Regions from separate parts of the Mus musculus genome. Here region 2 is linked to region 1. A link is a loop called in an ENCODE intact Hi-C map of the cell type or tissue named here. Cell type or tissue: left cerebral cortex. All regions are shown on one strand.

The links. Hi-C counts contacts between places; a loop is a spot of excess contacts. Peaks named below come from ENCODE experiments on the same cell type or tissue, not always from the same donor. Only the 100,000 strongest peaks of a DNase experiment are listed, where the experiment ranks them.
Region 2: a loop joins it to region 1, with 8 times the contacts of the local background. A loop is called at or near these places in 6 of 42 quality-filtered maps.

Annotation. Positions count from the first base shown.
Region 1 is chrX:99,970,814-99,978,813 of GRCm38, forward strand. It overlaps Eda (ectodysplasin-A), which reads left to right and starts at 4,793. Exons shown (of 8, transcript NM_001177937.1): 1 at 4,793-5,363. The coding sequence starts at 4,968. In left cerebral cortex, a CTCF peak has its summit at 7,738 (motif pointing left); DNase peaks (open chromatin) are centred at 4,253, 4,602 and 7,750; H3K4me3 peaks cover 1,774 bases.
Region 2 is chrX:99,815,955-99,823,954 of GRCm38, forward strand. Tmem28 (transmembrane protein 28) reads left to right here and starts at 4,210. Exons shown (of 3, transcript NM_001081283.2): 1 at 4,210-5,972. The coding sequence starts at 5,115. In left cerebral cortex, a CTCF peak has its summit at 3,536 (motif pointing right); DNase peaks (open chromatin) are centred at 3,597, 4,199, 5,106, 7,205 and 1 more place; H3K4me3 peaks cover 3,711 bases; H3K27ac peaks cover 735 bases.

The DNA.
Region 1 (8,000 bases):
TAACACCATTCACTAACAGATGGGAAGGTCAAGGCATTCAAGGATGGTCTCAAAGGGGCGTTGTTATTGTTATTGTTGTTCTTCTCCTCCTTCCTCCTCCTTCCCCCTCCTCCTCCCCCTCCTCCTCCTCCTCCTCCTCCTCCTCCTCCTCCTCCTCCTCCTCCTCCTCCTCCTCCTCCTCCTCCTCCTCCTCCTCCTCCTCCTTCTTCTTCTTCTTCTTCTTCTTCTTCTTCTTCTTCTTCTTCTTCTTCTTCTCCTTCTCCTTCTCCTTCTCCTTCTCCTTCTCCTTCTCCTTCTCCTTCTCCTTCTCCTTCTCCTTCTCCTTCTCCTTCTCCTTCTCCTTCTCCTTCTCCTTCTCCCTGAGCAATGGAAGAGTGGCGTTGCCAATGGCTGAACTACAGAATACCAAAGCATAATACATTTTTGGAGAGAAAGCCATACTTTGGCTATGCTGAGTTTGAGGTGTTCATTAGACAGCTACAAAGAAGATGAATACAAAGAAAATGGATACAAGGAAGATGGATATTCACATCAAACAGTCAGTGGAGGGTGGTGAGTACATATGGACTCTATTTCAAAATTTAATACATTTAATACATAAAAGGGGACTAGCATTTGATAAGTACAAACTCTGGAAACTATGTAACTTTTCTGCATTTCTATCATGTCCTTGAGAACTGCTATATGTGGTTACTCTTACTCCCTTTGGGTAAAATCCAATATATATATGGTGTGTGTGTGTGTGTGTGTGTGTGTGTGTGACACTAAGTTTGACAAATAGATTCTGAAGGATGTCATACACCTAATATGTTTCTTTGGAACAATTATAGGGAGGGGCTCCACTGAACTTTTCTGAAGAAGGATGTTTTCTAAAAGGAACTTAATTGTCTTGAATTACTTCTCTGGTAATCCCAGCAACTGTGGCTGACTAAACAGTTATCACTGAAGTGGATCCTGGAGTTCAGGATCATACCCAGAGGAACTTTGTCACCATCTTTTTTTCCCTCAGGACCTACTCACTTTTCTAAACAAAACAAAACAAAAACCAAAAAAACACCACCACCACCCCCTCCAAATCTCCTTAGTTGACTACATTTGCCTCCCTCTCCCTTATGAGGATAGATAAATTTCTAAATCTCATTGCATATTTGACATTCATTTTCTTTCATGTGGATGCCTTTTTGTACATCATACATTTTGCATTCATTTTCTCTCACTAATCTGCCTGCTGTCAGTTTATTTAATAGGCTCAATTACCGAAAGCCCTGAGAGAGTAGAGCAAAACTCTTCCCTCTTCCACACATCCCACTTAAGCACAGCTATCTTACAAAGCATCTCTTCTAAAAGTATATAATGTCATCTCTATTTTCCACACGAGAAAACTGAGGTGGTCTAAGACAAACAACAATCACTTGTATTAAATCAAATAACTGAAATGTAAATAATCTAAGATGAGAATCTATCTCCAAAAGCTCGTAATTCCCCCAGCTACCTGCAATCACTAAGTGCACCATAGTTACCCCTCTGATCTCTATGCCAGTAAAGGGAATGAATATGTACCCCGATTCTTGATTTATCAAGCTTCGAGGAGGTGGGGGATACTTCTGGTTAAAAATACTAGCTTGGGCTAATGTGCAGAGGTATGTGAAGAGAGTGAATTTAGCAATGTGGTAGTATGTCTTCTTTGCAGGTTAGCAAATAATAATGATGGAATATCAGATTATATCCTGGCCAAGGAGCCCATGTAAGCAAGTCAAGAGTCTGACAAGGGCAGAATTGAAAACCAGAGTCCAGGGGGTAGAAAGGTGATATAGAACTTTATTTTTCTGTTTAACACAAAGGGGTAGTTTTAGCTGGGTGTAGCCATATGGGAATGTGGATCTAATGTTAACAGGCCTTGTGATTTGTTTGTTTGTTTGTTTGTTTGTTTGTTTTCATATTTAGAAAAGTAGGAAAGCAGCATTCTAAAAATGTGAAACCTCCAGATTTTTAAATGCTGCAACTGAATTTTCTTTTCAGTTCCAAGTTTTAGCCCATAGTACACCAAACACAACACATCTGTTTGCTGACTGTGGCCCATAGGTTTATCGTTTTAAGACTTATGCTGTAGGGGACAGGGCTCTGTGGAAACAGAGAGGCAAGCTGAAGCAATGCATCAAAACACATACAACATATTAATAAAAAGGGAACTCATGGCCTGAGGTTGTAGCTCAGTGTTAGAATGCCTGCCTACTGAATGTGAAACTTTTAGATTCAATACACAGCACTTCATTAATATAATGATAATTATTATAACCACATGCATTTCTCTCAGCCCCTGGCTCCCTGTGATATTTCTAATGTACATGAAGTCTTATTTTCTGTCTCTTGGGAATCAAAATGATGTGCTAGGTCAAATGCAGTTCTGAAGGCTTCTAGAGGCAATGGTGCAAAGGGAGTCTTTCTTGGTCCAGTTATTAGAGAAAGGGCCATGGTAGGATGGCGCATCAGATGAAGGCCTTTGCTGCTCTACAGTCACAAATCTGATGACCTGACTTTGATCCTGGGAACTTATGCAAAGGTGGAAAGTGAAAACAAATTCCACAAAGTTGTCCTCTGACCTCCTCCTGTGCTCAGTGGCATGTGATGCCCTCCCCCCACCTCTCTCTCTCACACACACAGTGATAAATTAAAAAAAAAAGTTGGTAGACCATGGGAAGCAGGAACCAGTAAGACCCCTCCATCATCACCATTCACGACCACTCCCACCATCACCAGGAGATGGATGTCATTTATTTCCCTCTCATTTTAGAGGAAGGAAAGATAGCCTCTTTAAATTGTGTGAGCAGTAAAGTCAACACAGCCAGTGATGAGGCTGATAAGGAACAATGTAATAGCTGTTACAGTTTAAACCCTTCATCTTCTAGTTGGAGAAACCAAGCTAGTGTTTCCCCCACTCCCTCTGCTCACAGTGACCCAACAAACTAGTGCTAGGGTGACGCCTCCTGACTTCTGGTCTAGCATTCTTTCCAATAATCCTGGCTGTGATAATTAAGGTAAATCAGCTTGGCGGTTTTCCTAGCATCTAGAATTCCTGGTCTGGACAAGTAGTTCTTGAGAGCCGCTGTTGCAAGCTTTTCTTTTCCCCCTTATCTGTGTGATGATGAGATCCTGTGCAAACGTCCAGTTTCATTCGTAAAGGTTAAAAAGAGGACAAAAAGATGTTTATTCTGAAGCACTGAGGCCATGCACTAGGCTATGAAAGAAAGCCTGTCTGTGGCTGATATATTTAAAGCTTATGACCCCTGTGCTCTGTGCACTGACCTCCCCACCATATGCTTTTGGTTTTGTTTCTCTTTTGTCTCCTTTCTACACTCTTATGTGTTTTTCTTCTCCCTTATGAGCATAGGTCTTAGGCCTAGCCTTAAGTGCTCCGGCGCACCACTGAGCCTCCTCAGTGGCTTTTACTACGCTTGCTTCAAGTTAATAAAATTGCTAATTATTCATTTCTCAATTACATGGAAATGAGTGTACCTACTGGGTAAAAAAAAAAGTGGCTGCTTGCTCTGCTACAGTTATTTAGTTCTCTAAAATTTGAGACTACTAACACTTGTCAATTGTGACTCTTGACAACTAATCTTTTCCATCCTTCATTTCCAGGTCTATTGTTCTGACATTTGCCATTTTCCCCCCTCTGACCCTGTTTCTGATTGGTGCAGCTGTTGAAGATGCTGCCGTTGCAGCAGTGTACATCTGGAACATTTGGCTGACTTGTTGAACTTACCCCAGGGAGTACTCCAGGGGAAGCATGGGAAGGGTGGAGAGGCCAGAACAGTTGCCTGCGAATACAGATGCCAATAGTGTCTGGCCATGCTGTGGACCACCCCTGTAAAAATTCACCTCATCATGACCCTCAGTTTCCCCACCTGCTCCTCGAAGGCTCAAGTTCTTCCAAAACTTGTGCAGCTCTGGAAAAAGATAAACTTTTGCCTGAGGGTTCTCTCACACGGTACTTTCTGCACTGTGAAAGGGATCAATGCATATCTGTTGAATGAATTACTATATCAAGAAATCCTAGGAAACGGTTTTAGCCTTCAACGGACAGCATCACTTCAGTTTTACTTGGCACTAGGCACCCTCTCTATGCCCTCAGACTGTGCCCCAAGACTCATTTTAGGAGTGAGGTTGCCCTGTTCCCAGTCTGTTTGGCTCCCAGGCTCCTAGGTCTCCTTTTCTTCTGGCGAGCCATTGAATTGCAAACACAGCAGGCATGGTTTCATTCCAAACCCTGAACTGTTTTAATTAGTTTAACGTCTGTTAAACGCTTTGAAGATTGAAAGCAACAGATAAGTACTGGATGATGTTATTAGCAACTGCAGTTAATTGCAAACATTTCTATTAATGCTAGTTTCTGCCTCCTTTTCTTTTCTCCACGTTCTTTCCAAGGTTCCCAAATTCTTCTCAGCCTCCCCCTCCTGCCCTCCCCCATAGCGGCGCTGAAGGGTTAAACCGGGGTGGAGTCTAGAGATGAACGACAGCCGCCCTCACCAACTGCAACGGGGCAAGCGGGAAGAGCTGGGTGGGGCTGCCAGGCAGAGGTGAACCCCCACGCCCCCAGGCCCCGCCCCACGGCTGGAGGCCCGAGTGGAACGGCAGGGGGCGGGGCAGCCAGGCCTGGCGGGCCCGTGGTTGGGCGTCCCGGCCGCCCCTTGAGGCATGGGGCGGGGTAGGTGAGGACCTCCTCCCTCATTCCCTCTCTGGCCGCGCCGCCCCTCTCGCCCGCCCCTCCTCCTCCCTTTCCCACCCCTCGGAGTGGAGCTGCACATGCGGCTGCTCCCTGTTCTGTCCCGCCCAGCCACCGTCGCTCAGGAACGGGTCCCTGCAGCCCCCAGCCGATGGCAGGACAGTAGTCGCCTGTCAGGGGTCGTGAAGGACTGAGGCAGAGGCAGAGGCTCCCGGGCCTCAGATAGTGGTTGTCTCTGGAGGCCATGGGCTACCCAGAGGTAGAGCGCAGGGAACCCCTGCCTGCGGCAGCGCCAAGGGAGCGGGGCAGCCAGGGCTGCGGCTGTCGCGGGGCCCCTGCTCGGGCGGGCGAAGGGAACAGCTGCCGGCTCTTCCTGGGTTTCTTTGGCCTCTCGCTGGCCCTCCACCTGCTGACGCTGTGCTGCTACCTAGAGTTGCGGTCCGAATTGCGGCGGGAACGGGGAACCGAGTCCCGCCTCGGTGGCCCGGGTGCTCCTGGCACCTCTGGCACCCTAAGCAGCCCTGGGAGCCTCGACCCGGTGGGTCCCATCACCCGCCACCTGGGGCAGCCGTCCTTTCAACAGCAGCCTTTGGAACCGGGAGAAGATCCACTCCCCCCTGACTCCCAGGACCGGCACCAGGTGAGTCACCTAGGAGGGGCGGCGGCCTTGGAGGCCCCCTCCCCTGCTCGGTTGGGCGGGGGCCTGGGCCTCAGGGCTCAGGGGACTCTGCCACTCAGAGCCAAGTTCCAGGGCAGGAGCTGGGAGTGGGCCGGAGTGCTGGGGAGAGGTTGTCCAGGTCAGGTTGTTCTCGGTTCCTGCCTTGGCTCATCCAGACCCTCTCCGGTCCCGTGGAGTTGGAAAGCCCAGCCTGCACGCGCCGCCCCCGGGGAGGTGTGGGCTGCTTAGCGAAAAGTTGGCCTGCCTTGCACCCATCCGGGCGCGGAGGTGCCTGCGCCGCCCCCGTGGCCGTCTAACGGCGAGCAGCTTGGCCCCTCGTGCCCCCTGGTGAGTTTCTCTGCCCGTGGTGCTTGTTTCTTCGTGTCCCGAGCTGATGCCAGCACTAGCAGGCTCCTCTTTGGAGTTGGAGCTGTAAACAGCTGTACTAACTGTTCCACGCCCGTTGAAACAACTTTTAACCATACTTTCAGCGCTGGATTCTTGTGCGCTGACCAGGACCTGAGCTTTTTTCACACTTACCTGCAACTTGAGACGGATTCTCTTCTGCGTTCTAGTTAGGATCAGCGCCCCTGAGGAATTCTGGTAGAAATATGCCGTCTTGCTAGACAACTTCTGAACAGCAATTTAAAAAATCTATGGAAATAAAACTCACCCTTTGCATGCCGGTTCTGACACTCTTGTAGATGGAGTTGGGTGCAGTGGGTGTGAAGAGTTTTCATTATTGCTGCCTTTGGAACAGGAAGTTGGATTTTTGTTTTGTTTTGATAATCTTTAGAGGGTTTGTATCTCTTTTAGCAAACCATTATCGTAGTTGTTTTTCTTACTCGTTATTCCAGCAAATTTAGTGTACTTGATATTAAGTCTTCCTGTGGTTTCCATAGCTGTCTCACACTTGAATCTTAGGCAGAACATCCAAGAATCTTTTTGAGGTGGTTAAAGATTAATGGTGAATTTGTAACTTCTGGAGAAAACGACACTTTGTGTAAGTAAGCTACTTGAGGTGAGACATGGAAGCCTTCTGTACTTGGTGCTATACCCATAGTTATTGTCACAACTCTTTAAACATTATTTGTGTTGCTTTGACTTTCCAAGTTGTACACTTTAGAGGTGTCACATTCATAATAATACTCTAGTGTCAGAACACACACTTTCTCTTCTTTTCCTTTCTCTCTCTGTGTCTCTCTTCCTTCCTTTCTTTCTTAACAATGTGCTTTGTAAAATTGCTTCAGACCTAAAATGTCTTTCAAAGACACTCAAATTTATATAACTGCGTATCAAAGAAGAGAATCAGTAGACGGGCTTCTCATACTTGAAATTTTAAACACCGGGGCTAAATGACAATGAATTAGGACTCTGGGTCTTTTATTTACTACCCCCCTCCAGGATCCTAGTAGAGGTACTTAGCAGCTGCACCTTGATATTCTCTCTCTCTCTCTCTCTCTCTCTCTCTCTCTCTCTCTGTATGTACACACACACACACACACACACACACACACACACACTCACTCAAAAGAAATCAGGAAATTACTCAAATGGTGGTCAAGGATTTTTGGCAATCAGGATGGACAGAGCGCTGGTTAGAGATTGTGGGACAGCAGTATACTAGAGCTTCTGTGATGGCATGGGACTCTCACAGCTTTGCAATGGCCTTTAGTTGCTTACATCAGATGTAGCAAAAATACTTATGTGTTTCAGCACAGCTTCTTATCTGCTATCCTTTAGTCTATTTTAGTCTATGGGGCAGTCAAAGCAATGATACCAGTTCTTTACATTCATTAGCATTAATTGGAATTTATGTTTTCCAGATTTGTAAGGTACCTCCTGAATCTATTTTATTGATTCCTTTGGAGAACATACAGGCCTCAAGGGAGAAGTAAGTGGCCCAAGATATCCTAGCTTGAGTCAAAACTAGGATGAAGGTGCTCTGCCATCCTCCAGTTTAGTACACAGTCCTCCATAATATAGTGTCTACTGAGAAACTTTGTTTTTGAGGGGGGCGATGAAGGGACAACAGGTTGAAACTCCATAGTAGGCTTTTTACAAAATGAGAGGCTCAGATCTGTGTCACTTTGTTCTGCTCTAACTAATTTTGACCAGACTAAGTTTAATCACATATTCCTTATTCATCTTGAATTTCACTTTCAGGAGAATTTTAGCCCACTGAAGACATTTTATCCCAGATTCAACTAATTTGTTTTGGTGATATTAGCCTTAGCATATACACAAACAAACAAACAAATATATAAATGAATGAGTAAATAAATAAAGGAAAAGTTGATTGGCTAATTGATTTACATTGCTGTGCTATATCTTGGGTAACATTTCTAGTGCCCTGCTGCACCCTCTGCTGGTTTTTCGGTGACATTTAATCGTAGGTAGTATCTGCTGACAGTCAAAATTCTAAGTTGTGCTGACAGATTCTGATTCATAAATAAGGAAGTGAATAACCTTGTGGGACTTGGCCATGTAGGTCTTATTTTATATTTTAGTTTTTCAACATAAGCAGATGTTGTTACAGCAAACCTTGTATGCAGAGGACTAGAAACAAAGCCAGCATCTTCCAGTGGGTACTATACTTGGGTTTCCTACCAACATATT
Region 2 (8,000 bases), 150 kb before region 1:
CTAACCAGTACCCCGGAGCTCTTGACTCCAGCTGCATATGTATCAAAAGATGGCCTATTCGGCCATCACTGGAAAGAGAGGCCCATTGGAATGCAAACTTTATATGCCCCAGTACAGGGGAATGCCAGGGCCAAAAAGTGGGAGTGGGTGGGTAGGGGAGTAGGGGGGAGGGTATGGGGGACTTTTGGGATAGCATTGAAAATGTAAATGAGGAAAGTACCTAATAAAAAATAAAAAAATAAGGAATGTGTATTAAAGATACCACTGAACTGCCACCGTGTCACTAGATCAAGGAAGTTTTGTTAAATGAAGAAAACGAATCTGTTTAAGCTGCAACTGTAGATTTGCTTATTATTTGTGGCCAAAGAAATCTCTAACTGGAACAGAGTAATAACAGAAAAGCTAAAGATCCAAATGAAGGACAACCATGACTCTTTAAATCAAAAGAAAGGACTACTTAGAACTATACATATACAATTGGGCCTGCCAGGAGCCTTCTGCAGTGGGGCTAAGGTTCAGGGTCAGTACTTTCTGTAGATGGTAGGCTTGGGTCTTGCTAGGATATAGGTAGGTATGAAGCTGGGACTTGGGTATAGGATGTGAGTTAGAAGAAGTGGAGGATGAGGCAGAGGGTCAGGAAAGGAGAACAAACTCAGACCAGTAGCAAAGACTGATGCTGTATTCCAAGTAGGGAGTTGGAGAAAGCTGGGTTTACTTTAAGCCTTCTCATCTTAGTGTAGGTGTGGGCTATAGATAGAAGAAAAATTCCTCAGACCTTGGAATAGACAGTGCCCCCAATGGGATACAGTCAGAGCCTGACAACCTTTAACTCAAGGTGTGCTTAAGCCATCTTGTCATTCTTCTTAGATTCACCCTTCCTTGCACACTCTTCCTTCCTGCTTTTGCCGGTGACTTTTAAACACCTGGCTTTAATAGAAGGCCTCCTGTGTATCCACACTGGTATCTTTAAAGAGTTCCCACTTAGTTTTCTTCCTATTGTCAGTATTTTACCATGGAAACCTTCCTTTCCCTTCTCCCTCTACTCCAAGTTGTCTTCTCTCTGGTCTAGTTAGAATGTGTGCTTCCTGGGTAGTGTATGCCCCCTCAGACAAGACTGGCCTTTAGCCCCTTGTCTCTGCTTGGGGTGCAGATGGAAAGCAAGAGTTAGGGAGAAGTTTGGCTGGAGCCTAGCAGTGGTACAGAGGAGTGTGCCGCTCCAGTCCCCCTTTTCACCTTAGCTTCTTTGTTCTAGCAGAGGCCAAGGCTTTCCACACCCCCATTTCACTTCCAGTGTCATCTAGAGTGAGAATGAGGTCCTCCTCTGGTTGCTAGCATGCTACCACTTCTCCTTTGTTTGCGCCAGGTGCTGTGTGGGCAAGTCATTGTGATATTGGACTCCTGTGATAAATGGGCCTCTGTGAGACACATTTCACCTTAAAGAGGGAGTCTTGCCTGAATGACTTCTCACAGAATGCTCCAGAGGTACTCAGAGATGATAGCCTAGGCCAGGCAGGCTGCTCTTTCCAATGGTGAGAAAGGGTATCAATCATTGCGGGCCAGCCAATCAGTTTTTAACCAAGCATACTAGCCTTCTTTGTTAAACACAACTCAGAAATCTTCCAAAGACTAAATAAAGAATGGCTCTTCAAAGACTCCCTAGGTGGCCAGGAGGAGGCCTGTTAGTGTCACTAATGGAGATCTCTAGCTTCACCTTCCTCTCTCACAGAACTGTCTCCACTCCTTACTCTTAAGTCAGTCCTAGATCCTTTCAATTATACCTCTTTCATTTTCCTCCTATATCATTTCTTCTCCCACCTCAGCTGATGCTACCATTGTCCAGTCCTAAACAGTCTCCCAACCCATCTCCCTGCCTCCAGTCTTGGCCCCTCCAATGCAGTCTTCATGCCTTAGCTAAATCAATCCTTTGGAAATACAAACCTGGTCATGGTATCTTTTCTCAAGAATCTTCCAATCTCTTCTATAGATCCAGGGACCCATGATTAGGTCCCTGCCAAATGCTCAGCTTCCATTTTAGCACTGGTTCCACTTTACACCTAGCCACAGCAAACTACATTGTAGGTTTCTAAACAGGCTTTTCCTGTCTTCGATTCTACACCCTTACACATGACTTCCCTTCTCCTGAGACAGCCTTCATACACACTTCCTCTACTTTCTGTTTAGCCAAGACCCACTTATCCCATACCACTTCAACTAACCTCTTTTTACCCCAGGGCACATATTGTACTTGGGTCTCTATCACTGGTACCTAGTATAGTGCATGGAATTTGATGCATTTTCAAGCAGATATTTGCCACCTGACCTGGCTATGGGCAAAATTGTCTCCGAGGAAATTTTCAGAGTCGACCAGTCCATCTCTCTATAGAAGGGAGATCTCTCATCGATACCATTGTTTTGTATTAGGCTATAATCCCTTCCTTCCTGTGACATGTCTGCTTCCCCAATTCAACTGTAAGCACTTCCATAGCAAGGCTATACCTGGACAATTGCAACACCCTATGCTGGTCCAGGGAGTGCTTAAATATAATGAATGACTAGGCCTCTTGAATGTCTCACCATTTCCCCCCTTTTTGCTATAGCTTGCTTTTCCTTGCCTCTAAAGTCTAAAACTATTACACTTACAAACATATATGTCTACTTTCTACCCCTGAAAAATTTTCTCTCCTGTTTCTTTTATCTGGAATGCCCTCACTCACCCACCCAATTCTGCTATTTCTTTAGTAACCAGCTACACCATCCCCCACACTCAGATTTCCAAGCATCCTTTGCAATTTAGCACTGAGTAGTGCTAACAGTCCCTACCCATCTCATTTAGCCCTTGGCATTCCCTCATGCTGTCAAGAAGAAAACATAGAACAGATTCTTTCAGGGCACAAAGCCTGGTCAGTTTAGAAGTGTTACTTGAACCTACATCCTCTACCCATGAATTCCATTAGCCAGTATATAATTCTCATTTCCGTATTCGGAGAACTGTAGTTTCCTTTAAGACAGGCCTGTGTCTTCTACTCCTTCATCTTTCTAAGGCCTTCCTGACACTGTAGAGAGGTCTAGGGTCAGACTCCCTGGGTTTCTGTCAGGATGCACCGGTTATCTGAGACGGTTTAAAGACACTAAATTTCAGCTTCCTCGCATGCAAATGAAGACAACGCTAACATCTATCTCATAAGGTTGATGAGATCAGAAGACTAAAGCAAATTAAAGTGCCAAGTGCAGTATCTAGCAAGTTCTATGTGTGTTCAATAAAGGTTCTTTTTCCATTGTTATGATTAGTAACAAATCCCTGGGAGAGTAGTTTGTTCAAAACTATTACGGAAGAGTTGCAGCGGAAAAAGGGAATGCAAAAAGGAAGTATACCACAGGAGCAATCTGAGATGTTTGTGGAGTCCAAACAAGGTTAGTAGCGCGGCAGGACATTTGTATGTCCGAGTTCCTAGAGCCATGTGACTCTAAGAGCCAGGAGCGCATGGTTCCACCCGGCACAGCTTCCCTAACTCTGGCGCTCAGCTATTCTCAGCAGCCTGTAGGGGGAGCCAGGAAGCTAGGACGGGTTTTGGGGGGAGGCTGCTGGAAATCTTCCTAAGGGCAAAAACGACACCCCACCACTACTACCGGTCTTAGTGCACTGCCTTGCCTCCCTCAGGACGCACTCAGAGCTCAGTCCCCTTCTACAGCTAAACTGGGAGCTGTCCTTCAGCACCAGGGGCAGTCTTGGCCTCAGGCAGGACAGTGAGAGCGTTAGCGGAGTTAGGGACTCTGGACCGGTCCTATCCGCAACCGGCTTTAGTGTCCCCTAGTCCTGAGGACGAGGGCGAGGCTACCCAGAGAGGTAGCAAGAACCTAAGGAGATGCCCCCTGCTTCTTAGAATCACCCTCAGAAGTCCCTTAGCCCTCGGGGGGGAGCGAGGGGCGGTCCTGGGAAGGGAGGCGAGCGGTCGCTTGGTGGGGGAGGGGGAGCGCCAGGCCTGGGACTCTGCGTGTGGCGTGTGCACACGGGGAGCGGTCGGGTGAACGGAGGCGCCGAAGTGAATGGAGTTGGGGGTGGACTGGAAACATCCCCAAACAGCACAGGCTGCGGCCGGCGGGGGCTGGGGTTGGGGAGGGGGGAGTCCTGAGGCGCAGGCGCAGTCGGGGCCCCAGTCCCGCTCCCTCCTCCTCCCGGTGCCTCTTTCTCCGCCCTGCTCCCCCCCAAACACACTCGCACACGGGCTCTCAAGGTGTTCTCCGCACAGCGGAAGATGGCGACAGACTGAGGGGGCATGGCCAGCGGGAGCCACGGGGCCATGCCTTTGGGCGGCCGCCACAGCGGGGCGAAGCAGAGGCGGAAGCGAGAGGCGCACTAAGTAAAGCCGGGCGTCCGCGTCCGGCGTCTGTGGCGCTGCGGGGAGCCAGGTGGCCCGCCCGAGCCGGAACTCCGGGAGCCGCGGGTGCGGAGCCAGAGCGGAGCCGGCCCGGGACCGGCCCCAGCGGACTGCCAGAGCGCGAGGGAAGCCCGAAGGGCCGGCGGCGGACCGGCCGGCCGGCCTAGGAGGGCACGAGCGAGGCGGGGAGCTGCACGGAGCGGGCAGCGGGCAGCGGGCAGACGGGCGGGAGAGGAGCGGCGCGGGCGAGGGGAGCGGAGTGGAGCGCGGCGGGGCCCGCACGGCGGCGCTGAGGGGCGCAGAGCCGCGCCGAGCCGAGACGGACGGCCAGAGCAGAGTGCGAGCCAGGGGGCCGGGGGCGCGGAGTGAAGTGGCGCGGAGCCCGGGGTAGCGGAGGGGCCCGACACCATGAGGAGTGCGGCGCCGCCGCCGCAGCCGCCACCGCCCCAGTGCCCCGCACCGCCCCCCGCCGGGACGCCGGGCTGCGCCTAGCGGGCCGGGCGGCGGCGCCCCGGCTGCCAGCAGGGGAGCGCGGGAGGGGCGCGGGGACGGCCCGAGAGCGCCCCGCCACAACGGCCTGAGCGGGGCCCCGGGCCGGCCGGCCTGCCTAGCCATGCGGCCCCCGAGGTAAAGCCTGGACGGCGCTGAGGAGCGCGGTGCGGTGCGCAGCCCGCCCTCCCGAGACGGCCGTCCGGCCTCGCGCCTGCCTACTCCCTCCAGCCCGGACCCCCCTGAAATATGTTCAGGGGCGCTTGGATGTGGCCCGGGAAAGACGCCGCCGCGCTGACTATCTGCTGCTGCTGCTGCTGCTGGGCTCCCAGGCAGAGCGACAAACCTTGCGCCGATTCGGAGCGGGCGCAGCGATGGCGACTGTCCCTGGCGTCCCTGCTCTTCTTCACCGTGCTGCTCGCTGACCATCTGTGGCTGTGCGCGGGGGCCCGGCCCCGGGCCAGGGAGCTGAGCAGCGCCATGCGGCCGCCCTGGGGGGCCGGCCGCGAGCGGCAGCCGGTACCTCCTCGCGCGGTGCTGCCGCCGCCGCCGCCGTCGCCTGGCGAGCCCAGCGCGTCCTCGGGCACCTGCGGCCCGCGATACAGCAACCTGACCAAAGCCGCCCCTGCAGCCGGCTCCGGGCCGGTCTGCAACGGCGTCCCAGAGCCCACCGGGCTGGACGCAGCTTGCACCAAATTGGAATCTTTGCAGAGACTTTTCGAACCGACCACCCCGGCTCCCCCTCTGCGGCCCCCTGACTCCCCTTCCCGTGCCCCGGAGTTCCCCTCCGCCAAAAAAAACTTGCTCAAAGGCCACTTTCGGAACTTCACTCTCTCCTTTTGCGACACCTACACAGTCTGGGACTTGCTGCTTGGCATGGACCGCCCCGACAGCCTGGACTGCAGTTTGGACACCCTGCTGGGGGATCTACTGGCCGTAGTGGCCAGCCCGGGCTCTGGGACCTGGGAGGCATGTAGCAATTGCATAGAGGCATACCAGCGACTGGATCGACATGCTCAGGAAAAATATGATGAGTTCGACCTCGTGCTGCATAAATACTTACAGGCAGAAGAGTACTCTATCCGGTCCTGCACGAAAGGCTGCAAGGTAGGGATTGGTGACCTACGCCACAATAGCTGCCTGGCCAGAGGTAGTTTCTGTGTCAGTGGGACCAGAAAAAAATAAAGGTCTCCCTCTCCACCCCCCACCCCCCCCTACGGCTCCCACCATTCCCAGTGTAGTACTGTGTCACCCTGTACCCCTCCCTAGAGAGGGAGCTACAGAGATAGATTCAGGTCAACTTCTGTGAGTTTAAGGTTCGAACATTTTAAGGCTGGAGCCTCCTGGTACACTGCTTCCTGTATGAGGGGGAAGTGGGGCCCTTGGCTGGCAAAGTGGTAGCAGGAGAGTCTGTGTTCCCCAGTCTCCTGTTTGGCTCTGAACCCCACTCCTGGACTAGAATTAGCCCTGGGACTGGCTGTGGAAAGATTAGGGGGTGTTCAAAAGACAGGGGGAAGAATATTTGACTGCCTAATCCTCATCCTTTAGTTCCTGCCAATTGATGAAAGGCCAGGCCACGCCTGGTGACAGGGTACACTGACCACACTGTTGACCTTATATGACCTGAGATTGCTGGCCAGATCCTAAGTAGGGGAGTCCAGGGATGCCTGTCTTCTCATAAGGAGGGAACCTGTAGGCTTCAGTCTTCTGAGGAAAGAAGGCTGGGAAAGCAGGGCTTATCAGCTCTTGGAAGGGCCATGGAAGGTTGGTGCATTACAAAACTCGCAGTGCTCCAGGGTGATGATAGGAAAACCTGGCTTTCTGGCTGCTAGGGATGGGCGTCTAGACGAAATTAGAGAGTAGGTAACTGTAAAAGGGACCTTCCTAGGAAAGAATTGAGTGTTGAGAAATTTCTTGACCCTCAGTAGGGTTGCTCTGTATAATAATAGGTAGGTGGGGCTATACACATTTTAGGGCCTGAATCTACTTCCCTGTTTTTCCTGCCTGGCCAGGTGGCCTGCTTTGGGGGCAAAGAAAAAACAGCAAGGTCAAAAGGTCAAGTGACAATGAGACCAGGTAGATGTCACACTTTCTGGAGCTCGGGGCTGTAGGCTAGAGTGAGACAGTTACCTCCTGGTGTAGAACATCTCCCTTCAAGGCCTTGAGAAAGGGTGGCAAGTGCCTCTTTCCAGCAAGCATTGCTCCTGTGGACTTGTGCAAGGTTCTGCTGTTGTCTATGGCCCCGTTGGGAATTTGTGGTGGAGGAGTGGGGAGGAAAGGGGTAGCTCGTCCACCCTGACTTCACTTTCTCCTTCTCCCTTTTCCTATTCTCGTAACCTAGCAGTCTCCTCCCGCCTCACTCAGCCTCAGCTGACTCACTGCTTCACTCACACTACCAAATGAGATATTCCACTTCTTAAAGGTGTACAGACAGAGAGACAAACACATCCAGCCATGCACCGTTAGCAAGACTCTGGACGAAGTCCTACAGAGGAACGGAGAGGTTGTCACTTTCATAAACAGTGCTGTGGAAGCAGGCGCCATGTCACATGCATCTCCCTGTGGTGTCAGAGACATGCAATCACATGAAGAAAGACACATTTTGCCATACAGAGGTAGAGGTACATACTCTAATTGCCTGTCAAGGATGCACGTCCTCAGTGAGAGCAGAGGGCTCCTAGCAGACAGAATAAAGGCTATCTATATTTTGTGGTTCCCCTCTCCAAGCCCATGGCCACAACTGTTCTTTTGTCAGTCTCCAGAATGAATGAAAACCATGGCACAACTTTTCTATGGGGGTTTTCTCCACGTTATAGTCAGATCCAGGCTCCTTCTGACCCCACACTAAATCTCTCACATTGATTGCTGATAGAGAGCAGTTTGATGTCTGGGAAGGCAGAGGTTCTCTCGGCTTCTGGAGGTCTTATCTCATCTGTTGAGGGCTTGTTAGCAGTTTGCTCTCAGGCATGTTTTCTTTGCCTCCTCTAAGCTTTCATTTCCTCATTTGTAAAACAGGAAAAATATCCTTTCCCTGCCCAAGTTCTGAGTGTTTTGTGAGCTGGAAGTGGGGATGCATGATGGGTAGCATTTTGTGGTAGGAATTTTACACCTGGCATAAATTACTATTTAGGGGTT